2 separate regions of the Mus musculus genome follow, and region 2 is linked to region 1. A link is a loop called in an ENCODE intact Hi-C map of the cell type or tissue named here. Cell type or tissue: left cerebral cortex. All regions are shown on one strand.

Region 1 (8,000 bases):
CAGTGTGAATGGTTAGGTATTAGGTCATGATTTACATCATTATAGATTATTTCTTAGATTTACTGAGTGAATGAAATATATTTTCTTTGTGTGTATGTGTGTGTGTGTGTGTGTGAATGGAAAAAATGAAATGAGCAAACTTTAGTTTGCTTAAGTTAGAGATAGTACATGTATATCAACATTAGTCAGAAGAAGCCTTAAGAATTTTATGTAGAAGAGATTCTGGTCATACTCTGGAACTCAGGGTATATTCTAACTTTACTTTGGATTAAAACAAAGCTAAATTATAAGTTTCCCTTAATTTTCCCTTTCTAGTTTTTAGTATTTTCAAATTTTAGTGTTATCAAACTCAGCCACAATTCAGAAAATTATTGCAAAATGAAAGATAGGTGTTTCAAGTAAGAATTGTCCCAATAATATTATATCTCCTGTGTGAAGGGAGACGTCTGAAAGAAATAATTAATCTATTTAGTGGAAATCTGTAGAAATCCAGGGAAGAAATCTCATTTTCTTTTCAAAGCAGCTTTTCAACACAATTTGAGTCTCCTGAGTCCTTCTAGGTTTTCCTTGACACTTTGTGCTTTTAGAGATAGGTCAAGCATCAAGTCCATCTGAGATTTATCTTATGCATCATTTCTCCAACACAGATTTACCCCCAGTGTAGAAGTCAAGTAGAGTATTTAAGCTAGTGGTGGTTATTGTATACTTCATCACATTTGCATGATCTTTTTTCGCATCTTGATTAACAAAAGGATTTTGTAGTCTTTCCTTGGCTTTCCATTATTACCTTGGCTTTCAAGGTTTTAGAAAAATCTCTCAATTGTGCAAGAAAGTCATAGTTCCAGTAGTGTTTCTTCATCTTGGTTTGGTTAAAATGTGAGGTCATGAAGTTTGGCCACTCCTCTGAACCTTGCTTTGCCTTTCTCTCCTTCAATGATATCATGCTGGCATGCATCCGTGAAGTATCATTCATTCTCCCTTGCACTTTATTCTTTACCACTTCCCTCTTCCTCTTACATGCACATATACACACACATCCGCACAGAGAGGAAAATCTATATGTGTCAGACATTCAGCAAGGGAAAGACAAAGGCACTGAGTTAATTACCCATCATTTACTGCTGCTGAGAAGAGCAGATGGCAGCAGACGATATGTAAATGGCAAGGGGCAGTGAATTATTCGATTTTTTTAGATTAATCGTCGATGACAAAGAAAGTGATTACAGGCTGTGACATTTATACAAATGTATAAAGTACATCACACTAAAAAATTGAGCTTAATATTATTATGAGGGTGTCAAGCATATAAACACTATTGTCACAATAGAAAGCAACAAATTTACAATAATCCAAGAATCCAACCTCCCTCTATCTAAAAAGTTTATAGAACCACAGACTCTAGGGCGAAAGATGACTCAAGTCTGAATATCATGGAATAGTTTTGTAAAGTAACCAGATTATACCAAGGCAATCTATGTATGCAGGAGGATGATGCATATTGAGGCATAAAGCAAAACAAGATTTTCTTCTCAACTGATCTAGTGCCTGCCTTAGAGAGTGGGCTGTAAAACAAAACAAAACAAAAAAGGTGCTAGTAAATGAGAAGTAGACATTAAAATAAAACACAATAATTCACAATGAGGTCCATCAAGGGTGTGGATGAAAAAATAATTCAAAAAAGGAAAAAGAAAAAGAAAGATTGCATTCCTATTCCTTAGAAATACTATTGTCATACCAGACGTGTACAGATAACGTCCCTATAATCTTTAAGAACACAGTGAAGAAATTTCTGCCCAAGATTCCTTATTGAACACAGACAAGTGCTCACATGTATGCTTGTGCAAACACACACACACACACACACACACACACACACACACACACAAACCACCACCACCACACCAACTCCATTCCTTTGCAGGAAAGAAGCAAGCAGAGTAGCCTATTATTTCCAGTTGCTTCAATAATTAATTGGTACATGAGAGAATCAGATGCTTTCCTTGGCAGATCAGAGAATTTGCCCCATCATCAAAATGTCCTCTATCACCCTGTTATTAAATCTATATGATGTTGATATTATTATGAAAAGAGAGCCACAGAGCCACATTTGTTCTCTGAAAGCATTCCAGCCACTGCAGTCCCCGAGGCTGCCCTGTGGGATGAGAGCTCATCTCCAAATATTAAAATCAAGAAAAAGGAAAAGCTTGGGGCACATCTATTTATAGACTTCAAAAATACTTTCAAAATATTCAAAGCAAAACATTACCAAAATTGCTGCTGAGTATTCCACAATTGTACACTCTTTGTTGACAATGGACTACCATTGTCAACAAAGGATAGGGCAGGAGAATGGGTCAGGAGCTGGTTGGGGGAGGGGTGCTGTTAGTCAGCAGCCCCTGCAGCAGCAGTGGCAACACTAGATAGAGCATTTATGTCTGGCAGTCCATTTTGAATGAACATGGGTTCAGAAATAAAGTGCAGGCAGAACCAATCTGCCCTGAAGAAAAGCACAGAATAAAATATTGCACAAAGAAATGAGAATTTCCAGGGTGGCTTAAACTGCAAACCAAGCTGGCAGGTGCGCAGAGCAAACCATTAGCATTGTGTGCCCTTTTCGAAAAATATAAGTGTTTTGCTTTTTGTTTAGCCATAAAAGGAATATTTACAGATGCAAATAATTCTGATTTATATCTTGGTATAAATATGATACCGAATATCATTTAAAATATTTTAAATAGCTTTTAAAATAGTTACCTGTAAATACATGTAGCTGGAATTATATATGAGTATACTTGCAACTTAGTTGTTCTCACCTTTAATCAAAATTGAGTTCAGGACAAAACCACATTATTCTTATTCAGCATTTTATATGGTTATGAATGCAATCTTTTCTGAGTAAAAATAATAAGCAAAACATTAGTTATTGCCTGGATTCTATGACAAATAAAATGGGGGCAATTGTTTTAGGAAGATGCTGGGTAGATCAGCACCATGAGTGTCTTTCTCTTTGTACTCTTGGGTTATGACTTAAAGGTACAGTGCTTTGTCTTTAATCTTAATATTAGTGCGTAAAATATAAGCCAAGTAAAGTAATACAACATAAAAAGAGGAGAGTGTTCTGGAAGACTTTTCACTTAGAGATTTCACAAATACATGTGAAAATTAACAACAGAAAAATAGCAGTCTCTTGAAGCTGAAGATGTTTGCAGCTATTGAACCTTAATTAAGAAATTCAAAATCTGTGTTCCCCTCAAAAAATATTTCATTTTAATAAAAGTACCTCAAAAATATTTTAAAAATATTTCTTATTCATGCACATATTTTCTGTTGGATATTCTTTGGGTAGTAACAGACATCTCCCCTCCTCAGTTACTGCAAAAGGCAAAAGGCAAATGGAAATGAAGAAATGGTTGTTCAGATTTCATGAGAATATCCAGGCTGCAACAATTTATACAATGCAATATTTCTGCTTTATCAAAGAACCAATTAATAAAACAACAGGAATGAAAGCAGTACTGTAGGTAACCAAACACAATTTTATTTGCTTCATAACAGATTATAGTAGGGACTTGTGCTTTAATAAACACATATCACTTATTAGTATTTATTAGCAAATTTATGTATAATTATATAGTGAAAAATGTAAAAGATCAAAATTATTATATAAGTAATAAGTATTTGTGTTTTTAACAGGAATTATAAACACAAAAGATATAAATATAGGATTATTATGTATTATTATATTCTAGCTACTAGTGCTTTACCATAACTGTACTTTGTCAATCTCCATTGCATTAAAAAAGACTCATAAAGAAATGCATTTGCAGAAATAGAAGCATTTATAATGAGGCCTTTGTTCAAAATAGTATCTAGAATTTATTTTAAAGGGATTAGTTTAGAATTTTAGGGAAATATAACTTAGGAAATATTGTCAAATAGCAAAATGATTTATTTCAGTAGAATACTAGTAATGTCACTAAATTAGCTCTGCATTAAATGAAACAAGAATTTTTAACTACATGTAAGAAGAGGGTTAAAATTTGAAAGAGCTTTCTGCTTACAGAAGGTCATAAACATTTCAAAGCCCACAAAAGAAATCCAATAAAATAAAGCATTTCTTAAAATTGAAAGACAAAGATCTCGCTAGATTCTAGAGATAATTTATGGGTTTTGTTTATTTCTTGTTTTACTACAATAGATATATTGTAAGCCTCTGCAATCTGAAATAGAATTACAAACCTGGCCTAGCACAAAGAAGTATACAATTCATTTTAGCTTATTCTAGTGCTTCTGTGCCCCACCTTTTAAAACACTATCATTTCTCTTTGTAAAATATCTTAGAAACGGTTTTGCATTGTGCATGCATACAAACATATATTCTGCATATTAAATATTTAGCTTCATTTTATATACATAATACATTTGTTTATAACAACAATCAGCTATTCTCCAATGGCAGAGATAGAAAGCCTCTGCAAGAGAATACATACAATCGCTCCCTCTCTTTTTAAAAAATATATCCAATTGGGGTAATATTAATAGTACTTTAAAGCACAGATTATCTCCAATTTGCCTACTTTCTTATTTATAGATGCTAAAATACATTTTGTCTTTTAAAAAGAACATCAATTCTAAGACATAAAATTCTGTCTTGTAAGAATGGATCTTACATTTCATCTTAGGATGCTTCTTCCCCGTTCAACTCCACTGACTCCATTTTTATCAGTTCTATTTTTAAGTGTAATACAGAATTTACTATAGCAACCTAAATCCAAATCTTTTTTTTTTTTTTAATGCCCCTTCTTCGTCTAAATCAAGCACATACAGCCCTCTGTTGGAAGGACTTCAGATTGCATTGTATTGCCTTTATTTCAGCAAAGAGCATGCTTGGAATGCTATTGGGATTTTGTTTTGTTTTGTTTTTTAATTTTTATGCTAACAATTTATATAACAAGAAGGAATAGAATACCAGGTTATGTTCACCTTCACAAAACTGCAGAAAACACTTTGTGCCAAAATAATAAATTAAATAAGCACATGTTACATTTGTCCTAGTGATTCTAATCTGTGCATTAATTGAAGGAATGATGATAAACTGGCAATTTTATTCCTCTACATTCTTCAGTCAGTAAAACACTAGGGTACTGTTTAGACAGAAGAGAATTAATACAGGCTTCCATGCATTTAGCTTGTAAGAGAGATCCAGAGATGTGAAATATACTCATTTGACAAGTAATCATTTAAATGGGTCCTACTAGCTTTTAAAGTGTTAAAATATTTATATATTTATGTGCAACCACAATATTTTCCTTCATTTATAAAAGACGTAACCCAAAGAGATTTCTCAACTTTTGAGGGTTATTCTAAAAAAAAAATAGGTTCTTTTAGCACATTTTTAATATCAAGTTGAGCAGAAAGTCTGCTGGCATACGAAGGTGCCACCTTTCTTGGATGACTGTGTCTTCCCATATGCTGCAAACATCACCCCGGTCTCCTGCAGGTTTCTTCTATGCATCCTGTCTCCTACTGGTTTTTTAACAGTAGCAGGTTTCCTATCACTTCCCCCTATCCATATGTCTGTCCAGTTTAAACATCAGCCTCATCCTCTTGGATAACTGTCTCCACCAACCTAACCCACCTCACATTTGTAAACACCATGCACTGAATCTCATCTTTGAAAAGTCATTGTTGCTGTGCATGAAAATAATAAGTGCTCCGTGGCATCTTAATTCACCTTGATTTACTAGAGATTTAATGCATTTTCTTCTTGAGAGCATCCTTTTTGTCAGTGCATGTGGTAGACTGTCAAATATGAACACTTACTGATACAATTTTCAATCATGTAAAATGTACATCCAAGTCATACCTTTTAGTAAATATTAGTAGCTCATCTACCATGGGGAAAAGATGGGGGAAAATGTGTGTGCACACCACTTTGGCATCTTGCAAAATAGAGATAAAAAGTCAAACTAATTTACTTAAGGTGGGCGTGGTCTTTTATAGCTCCAGGCAAAGGGCATTAGGTCTATTTTTAAAAAGACTCAATTATTCCACATTATATAAGAAGATATTAGAAAGTGGGTCTTGGAAACCTTCTTTACATGAAAGAAAATGCTGATCTTCTTACCCCTAAGCCAAACCAGCTTTGCATTCATACTTATTTCAGTACATCTAGTGTGTAGAAGTGCAGATGAACACTTCCAGAATATATATTACTGTATTTTTAGGGAATGAAAAAAACTTAGACCAGAGGAACAAAACAAGCAGCCATGAAACAGTAACTTCTGGTAATTCAAAGTGGAAAGGAAATGCTCATTTAAGGGAGAACCGCTCACCTTCACATTCACCTTCTTTTCTCTTCTTTTTATTATCTACATTTATTGTTTATACACTTCACCTTTTAATATTTTTTCACTTCCTTGAGAATCTGGAGAAACTCTATGTTTTCTTGCTTTAGGCATTTATTTTTCTGAAAAAGTATTGGGGAAAGGCAGTCCTAGAGAATAACAGAAAGAAAGATTTAGCATTGATAACTGTAGGCAAAGCCAACCCAATCTCTTTCTGACAATGAAACTGAGGTGAAGGTCAAAAGCAAACAGTATTTTCACACACCAAACAATCATCCAAAAGTGAATACATAGTGTTAGACAAGGAATTTGGAAGGAAGGCCAATTTGTCAAAACAATAATTCATTCATATAATCCTCAAAAATTATTCAGAAGCTGTAAGACAGGGAATCAGGCTCTATAGAGAATGCAGCAATTCTTGCCAAGAAGGAAAAATCAGATGAGGTTAAACTAAAGTGATTACAACATGTATGCAAATATTCTGCAAATGCATTTAACCACTCACTGTTTCCTGTGTTGTTCACTCTTTCATTTTTCAGGTCATAACTAACTGAAGAAAACCAAACAAACAAACAAACAAACAAAAAAACCAAAACCAAAAAAAAAAAAAAACCAAAAAACTCTTTTTGGGCATCTTGAGGTGGTCTAAAATAAACTTAGTGTTTCAAAGAGTTGCCCAAGGGAATTCACTCTTATAGTGCAGATATTTGACTTGTTTTTTGCCACATGTCCTCAAATCCCTGAGTTCAGAACACAAAATCTCACAGGTAAGATGGACCTACCTTAGCTTAATTGGTTTTGAAAATGGCATGTCCCTGGCCACTACTCATCTCATACTAGTGACTGCAGCTGCAAGTTGACCAAATGATTTAGGTCTCACATCTGAACTGATGCATCTGTTTGTATGTTAGTCCTCTAGAATAGAACTCCCATCCTGGGTATCATGTGAATTAAGCATCCTTGGATTACTTTATCCTAAGAATTCAATAGGGATAGCTTTTCTGTCCTTTGTATCATAGTACCTTAATGTCCCCTCATGAAAGGATTAAGGAAATCATGAAAGAACGGGTCACATATGAAGTAGATTCTATGTAATAAGGTATTGCATAGTAAGAACAATTTTCTTCTTTCACCTGCAGATTTTGATTATCAAGAACTAAAATGAGTCACTTGTAATTTTAGTAGGTCATTGCCAGGTATATGGTGCTAGTATACTCATTAAAGTGTTTTGGAAAAACAACACAACTGGCCCCATTATCAGAGCATTGATATTAATTTCTACATGTCTAAGGACCATAAGGTCCAGGTAAGCTCTATGACTGGCACTATTTCCACGGGATTCTGAAAATACTCACTCTAATGGAAAAATAAAATTACTTACAAATATGCCAGCATCTTCTAAAGTCAATATTAAAGCAGGAAGAGTTGCCTTAGACCTATGTCTTACAGCAAAATGTTCTATAAAATTGCTTAAGAAAATAGTCAAAACTAGCAGCAAGATGTAGAATGCTGTTAGCTTTCAACAGGCCAAATTTCAGAAAATGAGACAATGTGATAAATTTTATAATAATAGATAAAATGAGATAAGAGCCCATATTGAATTTTTTCCAAAATTCTAACCTTAGAAACCCCCTTATTTAAAATGAACAATTG
Region 2 (8,000 bases), 510 kb before region 1:
ATAATTATTCATATTTTTATTACATTTTCCAACTGAGGAATGATTTGAAAGCATGAAAAGTGAAAAATATATTATTTGTTTCAAATAACCCACAGAATTCTGAACCAGGAAAAGGAGAAAAGATACAAGAAAGAGGCCAGAGTAATTACTATTGTTATATACTATTCAGTTTAGAATTTTTCACATGTCAAATTACCTTATTTGCTGAAACACAATTAATCCAAAATACAAAGAATTGATGCTCACACATTTCTATAGTGTGGTTTCTGAAGTTTGCAATGAAAACACACTTTATTCACACTTTGAAATAAACATTCCTCATAGAACAATAGTGTAGCATAACAAATTGTTTGCAGTTTAGTATAATAGCTATTTTATTTTATTTTTGTTACAAAAGACAAATTCCTAAGAGGAATAAGACTGGAATGAAGTAGTTAAATTGTAGGTGTCTATGATTGTTGAGATTGTAGATGATTTATTTTCTTATTATTTGAGTGTTATATTTTACATATTAGATAAAATAAGAATTAATGAAGCATTTTTCCCTTTGAACAAAAAAGATTATAAAACTAATTCTCATTTGATAAAGTATAATCAGATAGGAAAGTCTTTTTCTAAACAGACATTAATGTTAATGTTTCTCTAAATACTGTTAAGCAATAGTTTCAGTAAAGATTTATTCTTTGAACAGTTAAATAATGGAAGAAACGTGTGCCATTTAGGAATTCATCTGGTTCCAAATTCATCTGTAATAACATGAGAGTTTATTCTTGGGGAATTTTGAAGATTATTTAACCAAAATTTCTTTTGTGTCACAAATAAATTCCATCTCAAGTACACTTTACAATAATTTTAGTTTGCTGACAAAATTATATCTTCTTCAAACCACATTTTACAACCTTTTAATTTTTGGTAGTTTCCAAATATTTAGTAAACAAATACTTTAAGAATATTATGCAAGTTGGAGATAACAGCAGTGATATAGCAATAAAATTTGATATGGTTAGATATATTTCTGATATTTTTCTTAGAAGAAACCTGTTTTCTACCAATTTACATTTATATATATATATATATATATATATATATATATATATATATATATATATATATATATATATAAATATAAACACTCAGTTCTAACTGGGATGCCTCCATCAAATTCCTCCCTTCAGAGCTTAGGGAAACCCACTGGAGAGGATGCAGAACCTAAGAGCCAGAGGGGATGGAAGACACCAGGAGAACAAGGCCTTCTACATCAACTTGAGCACAGTTCATATGAACCCAGAGACTGAAAGAGCAAGCACAGGGCCTGCGAAGGTCAGCACCTTGTCCTCTGTGTCTATAGCTGGGCTTCTTTTTATGTGATTCATGAATGTGTGAACAAATAGGTTCTTTTGATTCTTATGTGTTCCCTTGGCCTCTTTTCATATTGTTGGTTTGTCTTGTACAACTTCATTGAAATAACTTTTTGTTTGTTTATTGTTTGATCTTATTGTATATTATTTTCTATGTTTAAATGAATGAATTATGAATGAATGAATGAGTGAATGAGTGAATGAAACCCTAGACACCATGGTATTGAGTGTCGATGGGTATATCAGCCACTTCAGTTCAGGTCTTATATTGTAATTGACCAGCATATAATCGGACTCCATAGATTTTGTTGTTGTTTATTTATGTGTGTGTGTTTGCATGTGTGTGTGTGCATGTATGTGTGTGCTTTTATTTTATTAAAGCCTTTTTCTTTCTTTCTGGGTGCTATGTTAATTGTTTTCTTGCTTTTATGATATTTTGTTGATGCACTGGGTTTTTGGTTATTTTTTGAAAAAAAATCAAGCTGGGTTGGTAGTGACAAAGAGAATCTAGAATGACTTGGTTAGGAGAATATGATCAAAATATATTTAAATTGAATGTTTTAAATAATGAATAGTATAATAAAAATGATAGAGCCACAGAGATGTTTTCAAATCTGTTTTCCAAAATCTCTTTTGTTCCGGTTAAATTTACATTCTAGTGAAATAAATGTAAAAAAAGAAAATAGACAGTTGCCATGCATGCTTTTATATATATATGGAATTCAAAATAATAGTGCTTAGAACATGTTTATATATTACTGAAAAACTTCTTTGCAAATTATATGTAGAAAACAGAGGAGATATTGTTGCAGAATGATGAAATATTGGTGCAAAAAAAGTAAATTAATCAGGTGTGAAATTCAGTTGTGCATACTTACTCAGCAAGTTAAAAATACTAATTTTGTTCTTTAATAGTAAGGAGAGATTGTTATTTCTTTGCCTAAAGGTCCACTATGATTGAGAAAATATTAACCAGACTGTATGGCCTGAACGTGGCTTTGATGTCCTCATTCTTCCTTTCTGAAGAGAAAGGTAGGAATCACATCCATGACTTCCTTCCTTTCAGACAGGGAAGGGTATTCAGTGCCAGTCCTGCCTTTCAGTCTCCCCCTTGCTCTGTCCTGTGGGAGCACCTCTCCATGTGAGCACCTCTGCATGTGAGCATCTCTGCACATCATCTGTAGTAGTTTACTTTGTTTTGCAGAAATTACGTTCAGGCACATTAAGCTTTAAATGTGTGTGTGTATATGTGTGTGTGTGTGTGTGTGTATGAGATTTGACATGTGCATTTTCATCAGTTACCATTTTGTACTAAATCATTTGCAATTAGAAAACAAATATTATTTAATTGTGGATATGCAAATATCCTCTTTAAAAAATAAAGATAAAACATAAAAATAAGGACAGGGAGTTTCATGCACAACTTGCCTTGAAATGCTCTTCTTCTTGCCTAAGTGGTAGGACAGTAGCATCAAAAAAAAAAAGGATTCCTGTTCTATGAAGAACAGTAACAAAACTGCACTGTTAAAAATAGAATAAATTTAGAAAATGCTAAACAAATACATTATTAAGTTCAGGTATACTCTTAGCACCTTACTAGAAATGCTTTCTCATTGCTTCTACTTATATAAAATATTATCAATAAACAGGATATATTAAATCCTCTCTTTGTAACCGTTTACAGGTTACTTACACGCACTGCTTTGCACAACTTTGCCAAGCACATTATAAATCATTGTCAGAACTGTGCTAAACAGTCATTTTGACTCACTCTACATGCAATTATTTTTAATCAAATATTTCATCAATTATAAGATGCATTAATCTTTGCATGTGGATAAAAATAACTCATCTATTTCTAAAAATAGTGCTTCCACTAAGCACTTTGCATGCCAATCTGTTTTACAAGATTTTTCAGGTTTTCTTTTTATCTGTCAAGTAAAGGTTTTTTTTTCATTCGAGCCATAGATAATTTTAATATCAGTTCTTACACTATGTAATCAAATGCATTTCTACGTTTTCAGTGCATTTAAGGAAGGTACCAGTAGCTGTACACTTATTTCTCAATAACATTTTGAAGACACAGGGTAAATACTTTAGGAGAAGAGGCATTCTTGTGAAATATGGTGCATACTATATATCATTCTCTAGTAACTCGAATTTCTTTACTCGTAATATAGATATACCAAACTCTTCACTTAAAATGATAAGACCCAATGCTTACTAATGCATGCTTACTAATACTATTTTTATATAAAGCACTATTTTTGTAGAGTAGCTCTTAACACACTAATTTTGTGCTGTGTTTTAAAAACAGCACGCATTTATTGCTCACAGTTTGCACTAAATATATGCCCAGAATAAAATACAATCTTGATGCATATAGAAAGGCTTTATTACTCATATCTTTTGTTCGTATTTATTCCTAATTTTAATATTTTATACTTCTTTATAAACTATATACACATACGACATCATTGTGAAACATTAAAATACATTTATTACTTTCAGTTACTCATCTGTAACAACAAACCACAGTGCATAGCCAAAATTTATAAATGACCATTTTTACATTATGACAGAAATATGGATATAATTTTATTCTTAAAATTTCGAAAAGCAAATTATTCTACTAAAATATATCAGCATAAAATTGCTATTTATTTTTAATTGTGAAAGAGTTGTTTTCTACAGTATTTAAAATGTATTAACATTGAATATTTTTATTTTTAATAAAAAAGGCTTTATTTTGAAAACTTTCCTTTATATTCCCGTTTCTCTAATACAAAATGATTTAATTTTCATGGCACAATTATTAATCACCTTTGTTCTATATTCCCCATTATTTTAAATCACAGTCCTAATACTTGCCTTCCTATAAATACCATATTCTGAAGATCAAAATCAGAAATACCTATCTGCATATGATATATGATGCTCAAGAAAAAGAATTCTTTGTTATTTTCCTCACTATTATCTGAAAATCTAGACACAGTTGTTTCTACAAATGTGATATTAGTCTGCATGCGTTTTCATGTCATCATAGACAATCTCACTTACAGAAAGGCCATTTCAATGTAAGTATATCTTCCTACACAAAGAATCCTGTTACAATCTAAGAATGTGGGTTTTCATTTCCACTCAATGCATTTTCACTCAGCATTTTCCAATTCTATAATGCAAACATATACAGAGAGGTTAAATACAATGTTGGCTCTGCAGTAGCTGTACAGAAGAGAAGCACACATTTTGCCCAGACTTCCCTGAATTTAAACCTCAGCCAATAGACATGTTTCAATGTGTACCTGAACAGAGCCAGTGCCAACCAAAAGAGAGTAAATGGGCAGAAAGCTTTCTTTATAAAATGTCACAAGTGATATAAGACAGTGATCTCAGAGGAATAGGGTGGATCCTCGAAAGCATTTAGTTCAACATTTATTTCATCTATTTAATTTCGTGACTGAACCAGATCAAATCACAGGTAGCCAAATTGTAGATTCAGCTAGCTTCTCTTATTCTCTGGCACTTTTTGTTTCTACATTCCTGATACATTCTTTCATTTCCCAACTCTTCTCTTCCCAGGCATTTGTACCACAGGAACCTGACAGCAATTGTTCTGATTCATGGCTTAGGAGGAGCAGCTGATTAATCCCTTGTCAGCAGTCTTGACCCGGTGTGGAAAATAGAATCTTCGAAGGCCTACTCACCAATATATCAGGAGCAAGGCAGCATGGCTTACATCGCTCTTAAATTCAAGGAAAGTTTAAGACAATGCCAAGCAGCAATCCTGGTCTCAGAAATGCTTTATAGGAACATTTGGACACAGAACAGGAACATACCAGGGAGAAGAGTTGAACAATTGTGGCTTTCTTCCCTGGAATAAAAATCTTATATTTTCGGTCCTCCACAAAATACTTTTTAAAAAAAAATCACTATTTTCTTTATCATAACTATTGTGGTCTGTGTTTTGATATGATATAACATGTTTTGGGAATTTTAAATCATTCCATTTCCTTCCCTCTTCAATGAGTATAGACACTATGAACATAGAACTCTAATTTGTACATTGTATAAAATAATTGCAAATAACTTCTATTTCTAGAATCATCTTTATGTGACACATTCAGCTGTGAAGAATATGCATACTATATAGTTTAAAACAGGAATGTTTCTACTGAAAACCATTTTAGTTCTTGAAATGACAAAAGCCTTAAACTGAACACATTGCTACTTTTAATCAAGAAAAAAATAACTTAGTAATATAAAATGTGGTCTCGGAACATATGATTAAAGTACAGAGATGAAGTGGGATAATGTCCCCCCCTTTTTTTTCCAAAGAGGACCATGTACATGAATCCAATATTTATGAATTTTATTTACAACCACAAAGCAGACTGAAAATCTGTCAAATGATGTGAAATCCTAAAAGATGCAGGGTGTTAAGAGATGGTGGCCACCAAAGACAAATCAAGTCTCAAAATTAAAACTATGCACAACTAATAAGCATACACATGAAAGATGAGAGAGAGAGAGAGAGAGAGAGAGAGAGAGAGAGCATAAGAGACCCATCTATGATAACCAGAGGAAGCTGAAATGTGTTGAAGCCTTTCCCTTGTAAACTGCATAATAGCACTTTCAATGTTCCCTTTCTGTCATCCCCTGTAACCATCAAGTTCGGGTTCTGCTGCTGCAGTCAGGTGCACGGGCACGGAGCTCTTACGGTTGGCTGCATAGAATTCTGAGGAAAGCCACATCTGTACCATTTTTTTTCTCTTGGACAGTAATAAATAACAATTTGTGTTCATTTAGATTTTTTTCCCTGAGTATATTTACAGCAAGTTATTCAGTTTTTTTTTTTTTTCTTATCCTCTTAAAGCATAGGTTTAATTTTGAGTGCATCTTTCATTGTGAGAGTGTAAACCTTTGATCGAGTGGCATTTGCATTTCATTATAGGGAAGTGCTTTACATTGTCTTCATATGCACCACCCAATTCCATGTATCATCTTGGTTTGTGCTAGTCACTGTTTAAAACACTGGCTATTAAGTGTGGCTTTGTGGACAGAATCTGTATGTTCTGTGCAGTACAAAACAGAAAAGAACAAGGAAAAATTCAAAATGAATAGGTCATTTGAAAGAAATATAGTAAGTTTTCATGTGATTGTTTTCAATATAGTATTCTCGGCAAAAGAATGCAAGTCATCATCTAAAACGTAACATGTTCAGATTGGCCGTATCTCATCATTTATTTCTTTTGTAAAAGAGCAAATGGGATGTATTTTTAGGTGTTTCTTTGTGCAAGTTCCTAGCAAATCCTGTTGGGATAGCATTAGAAATAATAATGAAATGAGCTGTAGGTAATGGTATAACTCTTGGAAAGTTTTTAAATGTGAGGCTGTGAAAATGTGTCCTTTGAAGGATCAGCAAGCCTGTGGCATTGTCTGTGAAAATGGAAAGAATTGATAAGGCTTCTGTGCTTTTGATCTTTATCAGGTTTGCAATGATTCCTATTTTATAAGGTGACATATTTTTAGCCTTGTTGCAGGGAGAAATGTTCTGTTTTTCCTCAGAAAGCTGGCAGAAAACCATTTTCCGACCTTGTCTGCTTCATTTATCTACATGTAGATATTAAACCTGTCTCATCTCAAAGGCCCACAAACACCTTGTCAATAAAGTAGTAAATTAAACACTGGCATAAAAACATTACCCTGTAAAATTTCTCATTTGCAGCCGACTATATTTGCCACTTTCAGGCATAGCATTTTAACATTTAGTAAATTTTAAATAACATAAGATTTATTTTATTGAGAAACAATTCAACATTGAATAATGTCATTTATTTTATTTTTTAAAGAATTATTTCAATACAGTATGTATTTCCTATGGGTGGGGGAGGACATCAGGTGCATTTGCTAGGTTTTACATGGCATCTTCTAGGAGGGGTAAGTTTACATTTTATACAGTTGTATTCCCTTTCATCACCAATCAAAGCTTAGCGAAATATCAGTCACAAATTTCACAACCGGAGAATTTGTTTTGCCATGTTAGACATAAAATATTGGAGACCCTTTCTGTGTTCTTCCAGCTTTTCTTCATATCCTTGGTAAGGCAGCATGTAGTAGCTCTGAAACAGGAGATGTTTCTTTGGTATTACTACTTGGAAGAGCTGTTTGCAAGCTTATTTGCTTCCATGTTATGTTCATAAGCAGGAAAATATAATTTATTTCTGCATATCTGCTATCCCGGACAAATCAAGGTGACAATCCGTGGTTAGCTCTGTCAGGCCCTTTGTCCTAGCGCTGCTGTGAATGGAAGTACAATGGGAGCAAAGTGAATATATAACAGTCCAGCTGCCTTGTTGTGACAGCCCTGTCCCTCCATAGCAGTGTGTCAGTTCATGTTTGTGTACCAGTAGCCAGTTCATATGATGACAATGCAAATTGTCTGAGAAGTCTCCTAGCAGATAACAAATTAAGCTGGGGCTTGAGGTGTAGGGAGGAGAGGAAAGGGGAGCTTGGGCACATGTCTTTGGAAAATAATGACCCGTAAAAGGTTATATTTTGGTACAGTGATTATATTTCATCGCAGGACCGTTATCCCAATTTTGGCAAGTGTCTCAAAGACGCAGGTAGGCGCTTACACTT

The links. A loop is a pair of places that touch in the nucleus more often than their neighbours do. Peaks named below come from ENCODE experiments on the same cell type or tissue, not always from the same donor. Only the 100,000 strongest peaks of a DNase experiment are listed, where the experiment ranks them.
Region 2: it touches region 1 in a loop (7-fold over the local background); 4 of 42 quality-filtered maps call a loop at or near these places.

The regions. Positions count from the first base shown.
Region 1 is chr3:16,813,815-16,821,814 of GRCm38, reverse strand. It overlaps Gm30223 (predicted gene, 30223), which reads right to left and starts at 4,721. Exons shown (of 4, transcript NR_153388.1): 1 at 4,671-4,721. In left cerebral cortex, a CTCF peak has its summit at 4,846 (motif pointing left); DNase peaks (open chromatin) are centred at 2,098, 4,414, 4,814, 5,509 and 1 more place; H3K4me3 peaks cover 1,011 bases; H3K27ac peaks cover 2,202 bases.
Region 2 is chr3:17,327,645-17,335,644 of GRCm38, reverse strand. It overlaps Gm30340 (a long non-coding RNA gene), which reads left to right. Exons shown (of 7, transcript XR_880680.2): 5 at 1,176-1,320; 6 at 2,305-2,390; 7 at 4,941-8,000. Among named protein-coding and RNA genes, the nearest start is that of Gm24963, 80 kb to the right of the region's middle. In left cerebral cortex, no CTCF peak of the experiment used is centred here; DNase peaks (open chromatin) are centred at 4,702 and 4,979; H3K27ac peaks cover 1,325 bases.